2 separate regions of the Homo sapiens genome follow, and region 1 is linked to region 2. The links are chromatin contacts, found by POLR2A ChIA-PET in ENCODE. All regions are on one chromosome and are shown on one strand. Each heading gives the region's core, a stretch centred on a gene start or an enhancer-like site at or near the end of the contact. The rest is flanking DNA. Distances are from core to core; before and after follow the strand shown. Region 1 has its middle 4.4 kb from the start of KRTAP3-1. Region 2 has its middle 27 kb from the start of CCR7.

Region 1 (3,556 bases), core at 354-2,853, 470 kb after region 2:
TAATCAAAAGACTATGCTGTAGAAAGGAGGAAACTTGAAGACAAGGACAATAATTAGGAAACTATTTGGGTGTTCTAGGGGAGTGAGGAGTGTCTTAGAAGATATCATAGTTTTGTGGGAATAGAGAAGTGGGAGTTACCAGAGATTTCTTATCACATCATTCAGTTTTTAGGGACCACCATCTGGGTGGTACAGCAGTTTCCACAATAAAATTAATATTTTTGTTTTTAAGGTAATGGGAACACTAATCCTCTGCTAACACTTTTCATGGATTGGATGTATACCATGTGTCAGGCATGGTGCTAAGTATTATTGTGCATCTTCTTCCTTACATCTTACAACCCTTTAAGATCACTATTGGGTACACTATTACTGTACCCATTTCCCAGATGATGAAACCAAGAATAAGGATATTAAGTAATGATTCTAAAGTCACACTACTAGTGAACGATGGCTCACCTAATAGCAATAGTTTGCACAAAATCGATATTTTTGTGGAATTAAATTTTATATAATTGTAGATTATGCTCATGTATTTTTTAAATTTATTAATGCCCTCAACAAAATGTCTAAGACTATGCTAGGTGCTAAGCATAGAGCAATAAACAGGTCAGATAAGGTCCTTGTTGTCAAGTGGGAGAGACAGACAATAAGAAAACTAACAAATGAATAAATAAGAACTCCAGAGAAGTGCCAGGGAGTGTATTACCTTAGTTAGAGTGGTCAGAGTGGCTGGACTATAGTGAAGACAAGGAGCGTAATAGGAAATGAGGTTACAGAAGGTGGCAGGTGGCAGGCCGTGTAGGATTTTGAAGGAGTATAATAGGAAATAAGGTTACAGAAGGTGGCAGGTGGCAGGTGGCAGGCCGTGTAGGATTTTGAAGGAGTATAATAGGAAATAAGGTTACAGAAGGTGGCAGGTGGCAGGCCGTGTAGGATTTTGAAGGAGTATAATAGGAAATAAGGTTACAGAAGGTGGCAGGTGGCAGGCCATGTAGAATTTTTTAGTTGTTCTACACAGTTTAGATTTTACTCTAAGGGTGTTGAAATCCACTGGATGACTTAAAGAAGGGAGTGATAACATTTTCCTTATGTTCAAAGGAAAATGAACTACAGCAGAGCAAAGTGGAAACTGGCACGACTAGAAAGTGTGAGGATAGACAGTTGATGCTAGTTTTTGATGAACTGTTAAGAAGTGGTAGAGTTTGGAAGCCCTTTTGAAAGTGGAGATGATAGGTCATGCTGATTGAGAGGATGTGTGGAGCCAAGGATCATGTCTAGGTGTCAGATTTACTCGTAGAAACAGCTGCTGTCTGGGGTGATAGGAAAGGGATTGGAGATGAGTTTAGTTTGGGACCTACAGACAAAGCATCCTGAAGCCGTGAGAGGGAGCAGAGCTGGACGTGCAGATTTGGGAGGCTCCAACATACAGGAAAAATTTTGCTTACAATGATGTGCCTGGACTGAGAACGAGATAGTCACTTTTATGTGCGTTAGTCATGTTTTGCTGTGAGCCACTTTGTGCCTTACGAATATCCATCTCCCAACAACTCAGTGAATTTGTGGGTGGCTGTTGGGAAACACCTTCCACAGTGTCACCTCCTGAGTCAGCAGGGATGTTAGGAAGCTTCACACCTTAGGGCCACTCAATTTTCCTAAAGCCTGTTGGAATTCTTCATCCCTTCACAAAAGCAGGATATAGAAACCTTTAAAGTTTGTCATCCTAATAAAAATGTCTAGTAAATAAAAACATTTGGTCTTCATTTCCTGAATTGCATGATCTTTGAAACTGCCAGTGCATTCCTTTATAGTATAGATTGAAAGAAAGAATGGCTGGTATCAAGGCTGCCATTGACATCAATTTATTCTTTGTTTACTTTGCTATATGCTGAAAATTCATGCAAAGGATTCTGGGCTTGGGTTAAATGGTGAACTTTGGGAGTGTTTTCCAGTTGCATCAGATTTTTTTTTTTTCCAGTTTGTGGTTATAGTCAAGCCTGATATATCTCATCACCTTATTAGCTTGCACTGAAAATTACCCCCAAATTGAATTTCTTTTAAATGGAAGTAGTGGTGTTTTCCACTTGAGGACATCTGATAGTCTCTATAATTGTCATCTGGCAACATGCAGGGCTGATCTCATAGCTTTCAGTCCCGTGGCACATGCAACATTCTTGCAAGTGATTGCTTAGCCAGCTGGCTGGAAGTGTTACCTATTTTTCCTGGGAACCCTAGGCTTTCAGTTTAATTCTTATGTATTATTGTAGGCTGTGGAGTATACAGATAGTAACAGATAATTCTTTATGATTAACTAATATATAAAAATATGTGTTAACTAAAATTAATATGTTTAGGAAAATAGACACTCCATAAAATTTGAGTACCTACTATATGCCAGGCACTGGTAAAATAAAATTTTCAGCTGCCTACTATGTGAAGTATTGAGATATTTAAACTTACAATTATTCTAGAGTAAGCTTTGGAATTTTCATCCTTGGAATTATTTTCTAACAATAGTTGTACTTTATAAATTTATTTTGAATCAGAGACTTTTTTCTCCATTGATTAGATAAATCTGACTACTGTATTGAATTGAATGACCACTGATTTTCCAAAGAGCTCCTGCAGTACTTGAAATTTTTTGAAGAGACTTAATTGTTATGTATTTAAATATTAGCTGACACTATGGCTTTAAAATATACTTTGAGTTTTTAGCTTATTTTACTAAACATATAGTTGGCTATATGGTAAGGGCAAATTCTCATACAGAATTTTCTGTGTGACAGATTTTTTTAAAAGTGCACTACACGTATCATGTCATTTAATTCTTACCACAGCCCTATGAGGTTGGTATTAAAGCTATCCTCTCTTTCATAGCTGAAGGAAACTGAGGCATAGAGTGGTTAAGTAAGTTGCTCAAAGTCAATAGCTGGTAAGTGATGGAATTAAAATCTGAACCAAGGCCACCTGACCCCAGAGTCTGCATTCTTAGTCACTATACATTAGTTTATAATTTCTCTATTATTGATTATTGCATTTTTCAAGAGAAAATATATAACTTGGTTTATTTCAACCTATCTCTGTTGAGCACCTGCTGTTTGCTTTGTACTGTGCTAGGAGATTTAAGGCATTCAAGGACAAGCAGGACATGGTGTACTCTTAAATATCTGAGAATTTACTGGGATTCGCAGGGTACACAGGGCTTGAATGCAAGGCAGAGGAGTAGGAAGGCATTCCAGCTATAGGGAACAGCAGCAGTAAATGCATAGAAGTGGAAAAGAACAAATGGTTGTTAGGAAGCCATGAATAGTGCGCTGTGTCTAGAGAACAATTGTGTGAGATAAAAGCAAGATGTAGAGTCTTGACCCCAGGATGAGGTGTTTGAACTTGAATTAAGTAGACCCATGGAGAACCACTGGTATATATTTTTCTAAGGCAGGAAGTTACCTCTTTAACTCCGTCATTTGTAAATATGGCTAATGTTACTATCACATTGATAGGATGTTTAAAGAATAAATTAAAGAAAGCATTAAAATGTGCAATGCAGTGCCTGGAA
Region 2 (3,791 bases), core at 1,092-3,591:
AATCCAGGCCAAGAGAGAGTCCAAGGCGGGAAGGGGTGGAGAGGTGTGCTGGCAGCCCACCCGGAAGGCCTGGAACGTCAAGATAAGGGTGTGGAGACGCGGAGTCACGCATGGTCTCTCTGCAGCATAGTCCAGGGGAGTGGGTGGTTGTGGGATAAGAGTGCCAGGTGGGGAGGAGGAGGTGAGGAGGGAGAAAGAGAAAGCAGTTAGGGGAGGAAAGTCTGGGGTTCACAGAGGAGAGGCTGGAAGGTGTAGGAGGAAAGGGGGCTTGCCTGACCCCATGCTCATCCTTCTCCCTGAGGCTCTCCAGCTCCTCTGGGGCCCCAGTTGTCACCTGGCAGCCTCCTTCCTGGAGGTCCACCCCCTTGGGCCCCATTGCTCCATCCACAGGCAGAGGCTTGATCTCCTCTTTCTGCTTTGTTCTCCTTCCAGGAAGGAAGTGGCTCCAGATGCCGTGGGTGGGACATTCCTTGGCTCTGCTCGCTGTTCCCAGATTTCTCATGATTCCCGGCGACAGAGCTGGCATCTCTAATCAGCCTCAGAGAGGGGCAGAGTCTTGCTCAAGAACACCTTGCACCTCAGGAAGCCAGAGGCTCTTTTTGAGCTGTCTCAGCCCTCTGAGTGCAAGACCCACCTCCAGAGAGATGCTTTGGCAAGGTGATTCCCCCCCAGGTCTGCTGGGCACCTACCGTGTACCCTGCACCGTGACGGGCACCAGGAGACAAGACGGCTTCTACACTCAGGAGCTTATCATAGATTGGGGGAATGAGATATTACTTAGAGAACTATAAACCCTGGGAAGTACCACAAAAGAGGCACAGACCTATGGGGAACCAAAGAAAGGAGGATTCATGTTAAAATATTACTGGGGGCGGGGCCTGGTGGCTCACACCTGTAATCCCAGCTCTTTGGGAGGCTGAGGCGGGCGGATCACCTGAGGCCAGGAGTTCGAGACCAGCCTGGCCAACATGGTGAAACCCTGTCTGTACTAAAAGTACAAGAATTAGCCGGACGTGGTGGCAGGTGCCTGTAATCCCAGCTACTCAGGAGGCTGAGGCAGGAGAATCGCTTGAATGGGAGGCGGAGGTGGCAGTGAGCTAAGATCGTGCCACTGCACTCCAGCCTGGGTGACAAGAGTGAGACTGCATCTCAAAAAAAAAAAAATTACTAGGAGGAAGTGACATTTGTGATGGTTCATGAAGAAGGCATAAGATCTGACAGGTGAAGATGGCTGGGAGGTTATTTCAGGGAGAAGGGAGAGCCCACGCAAAGGTGGAGGAAAGAAGTCGGGTGTGGGGGCTACGCCTGTAATCCCAGCACTTTTGGAGGCTCAGGCAGGCGGATCACCTGACGTCAGGAGTTCGAGACCAGCCTGACCAATGTGGTGAAACTCTGTCTTTATTAAATACAAAAATTTAGCTAGGCATGGTGGCATATGCCTGTTAATTCCAGTTACTTGGGAGGCTGAGGCAGGAGAATCGGGAGGCGGAGGTTGCAGTGAGCCGAGATTGCGCCACTGCACTCTAGCCTGGTCAATAAGAACGAAATTCCATCTCAAAAAAAAAAAAAAAGAATCAAATCAGGTTCACCTTTAAAGGGAAGTATCAGGCCAGAGTTGAGGGAGAGCCACAAGCCTGGGCTTGCCTCTCAGCTTCTGACTGTGGGTCCTGGGCACATTGGTAAACCGTTCTGGGCCTTGGTTTCCTCAACGTGACGTGGAATAGCAGCACCCACCGCTCATGGTAAATGGAATAGCTGCTCTGGCTTATTTATAGTTGTGTTTAACAAATAGTTTTTCACTTGGAGTGGGTGGGGGCAGGGGGAGAGGATCAGTGAATCGGTGCCACTGGTGGTTCAGCCTGGAGGGTGGCTGTGGCTGCCTGTCCCTTTTCATCTTGTGCCTGAAATGTTTGGGGGAAGAAGGTCAGTGGTGGCTGGAAGCACTACCGCCTTCTCAGGCCTAGCTGGCTCCATCCCCTGCCCTCATGCTCACCTGGAGGGACGGTTATGGGACTGAGGTCTGTGTCATTCTGGCCACTGTCATGTCATAAGCTGCTCCAATCAGGCTGGCAGGAGCTCTGCAGCACTAGAGGCTGTGGGCTCCTGGGAGTGGAATGTGAATGCCTGGGAGGCCGGCAGCCTTGGGCCCCATGCCCACACTGGCACAGCCACTCGGTCCAGAAGAGGGGCAGGAATCCAGGTCACCAGCCGCTGCGACACAGGCTGGCTTGCCGTCCCCTTTCCTTTGGTTAATCTTCCCTATGAGGAGAGACAGAGAGGAAGAGTCTACAGGATACAGCTCATTTTGCCAGTTTTTTCCCAAAGTCCATCAGGAGGGACGTGTCTGAGCTGCCCACTTCCTTCGGCCAGCCTTGGAATGAGAGCACATGACTCATGGCCTCACTTCTCTAGACCTGGAAGGTAGTGGGAGAATCAGACAGATCTTGGTTCTAATCCTGGCTCTGCCACTTATTAACTAGGTAACCTTGTGCACGTTATTAACCTCTTCCAGCCTCAGTTTCCTTGATTGTAAAATGGGAATAATAACACCAACTCACAGTGTTATGAGAACTGGATGAGCTAATGGTTAGAGTTAACATAGTGACCAACACATATTGGGAGCCCTTAAATATCAGTTTCCTCCCTCCCTTCCTTCCTTCCTTCCTTCCTTCCTTCCTTCCTTCCTTCCTTCCTTCCTTCCTTCCCTCCTTCCTTCCTTCCTTCCTTCCTTCCCTCCTTCCTTCCTTCCTTCCCTCCTTCCCTCCTTCTCTCCTTCCTTCCTTCTATCTGGGGAATATGATGGCTGCCTTGAGGGCAGAGATCTGAGTTGAGAGAGCTGTACGTACTTAGAGGTGGCCTCCTTCATCATAGAACCCCTCAGAATCCCAGGCCAGAAGACTGGAGAACAACAGGAAATAGGTGATCTCCAAGCTTCCCACGCTGGCTGTACCCAATAGCTGATGAGATTTATCTGAGGCACCACTATTGTTAAAAGGAATGTAGTGATCTGAGCCCCAGGTGCAGAACCCTAGCATAGCGATGGGAGCGATTACAGCACTCACCACCTCTGGGGAGAGTCTGCTCTGGCACCCCTTGCTTTAGGGCCCAGGTGAGGCTGAGACAAGCAAGTGTGGCTACGTAGGGTAGCATGGGAGAGGTGGAAATAGCTGGACTGGGCTTTTCCCCTCTGGAGGACCAGTATCTCCTATCAAAACTTAACAGTATGGATGCCCCAGCCACTCTCTGCCAGCCAATTGACAAACAGCCAGCAGCTAATTCACACTAAAATGTTAATAGCAATAAAGGAATCAATGGTATTCACACCCTGGGGGTGTTGATAGCTGTTAATGGCTGTCAGGTTCTACACATGGCCTTCTCAGCAGCACCACTCTCCTCTCTGAAGCGCCTGTGGCTCAGCTGGAGAGCTGACTGCTGCAGAGTATAGAGGCCCACGTTTTGGCTCTAGTCTGTGGCTGGGAATCTAACCCAGGGGACACAAGCCAAAGTACAGGAGGCAGGCAGAACTGGAGTACAGGGTCACCTTGGTGACCACCGTCAGCTCCTAGAGCGCAGGTGAGCCAGTTGGCCTTATAAGCTTAGGTCAGATAAGATGAGACCAAGCGTGTGGCCCACCACCGCCCCTTGCTTCAAGAAAGGCAAGGTCTGGAAGGTGGAGGAGAGGTGGCATCTGGGGCAGAGTAGAGCATGGAGGTCCTCCGTGCACAGAGGAGCAAAGCTGTTGCCCCCTGCTCTTCTTCAACGTGGGCAGCTAGGACCTAAGCTCAGCACCA

The links. ChIA-PET counts read pairs that join two places held with the same protein, here RNA polymerase II (POLR2A).
Region 1: POLR2A ChIA-PET joins it to region 2 with 14 read pairs in BJ. The contact joins two enhancer-like sites. POLR2A ChIA-PET finds 5 or more read pairs at or near these places in 2 of 52 experiments (BJ and activated CD4-positive, alpha-beta T cell).

Annotation. Positions count from the first base shown.
Region 1 is chr17:41,011,753-41,015,308 of GRCh38, forward strand. No RefSeq gene overlaps it. Among named protein-coding and RNA genes, the nearest start is that of KRTAP3-1, 4.4 kb to the left of the region's middle. Within about 2 kb of position 1,604, at least 2 of the 41 ENCODE cell types and tissues checked have a DNase peak (open chromatin) inside an H3K27ac peak, as active enhancers do.
Region 2 is chr17:40,536,495-40,540,285 of GRCh38, forward strand. No RefSeq gene overlaps it. Among named protein-coding and RNA genes, the nearest start is that of CCR7, 27 kb to the right of the region's middle. RefSeq lists a cis regulatory region at 1-470 and a silencer at 10-193. Within about 2 kb of position 2,342, at least 22 of the 41 ENCODE cell types and tissues checked have a DNase peak (open chromatin) inside an H3K27ac peak, as active enhancers do.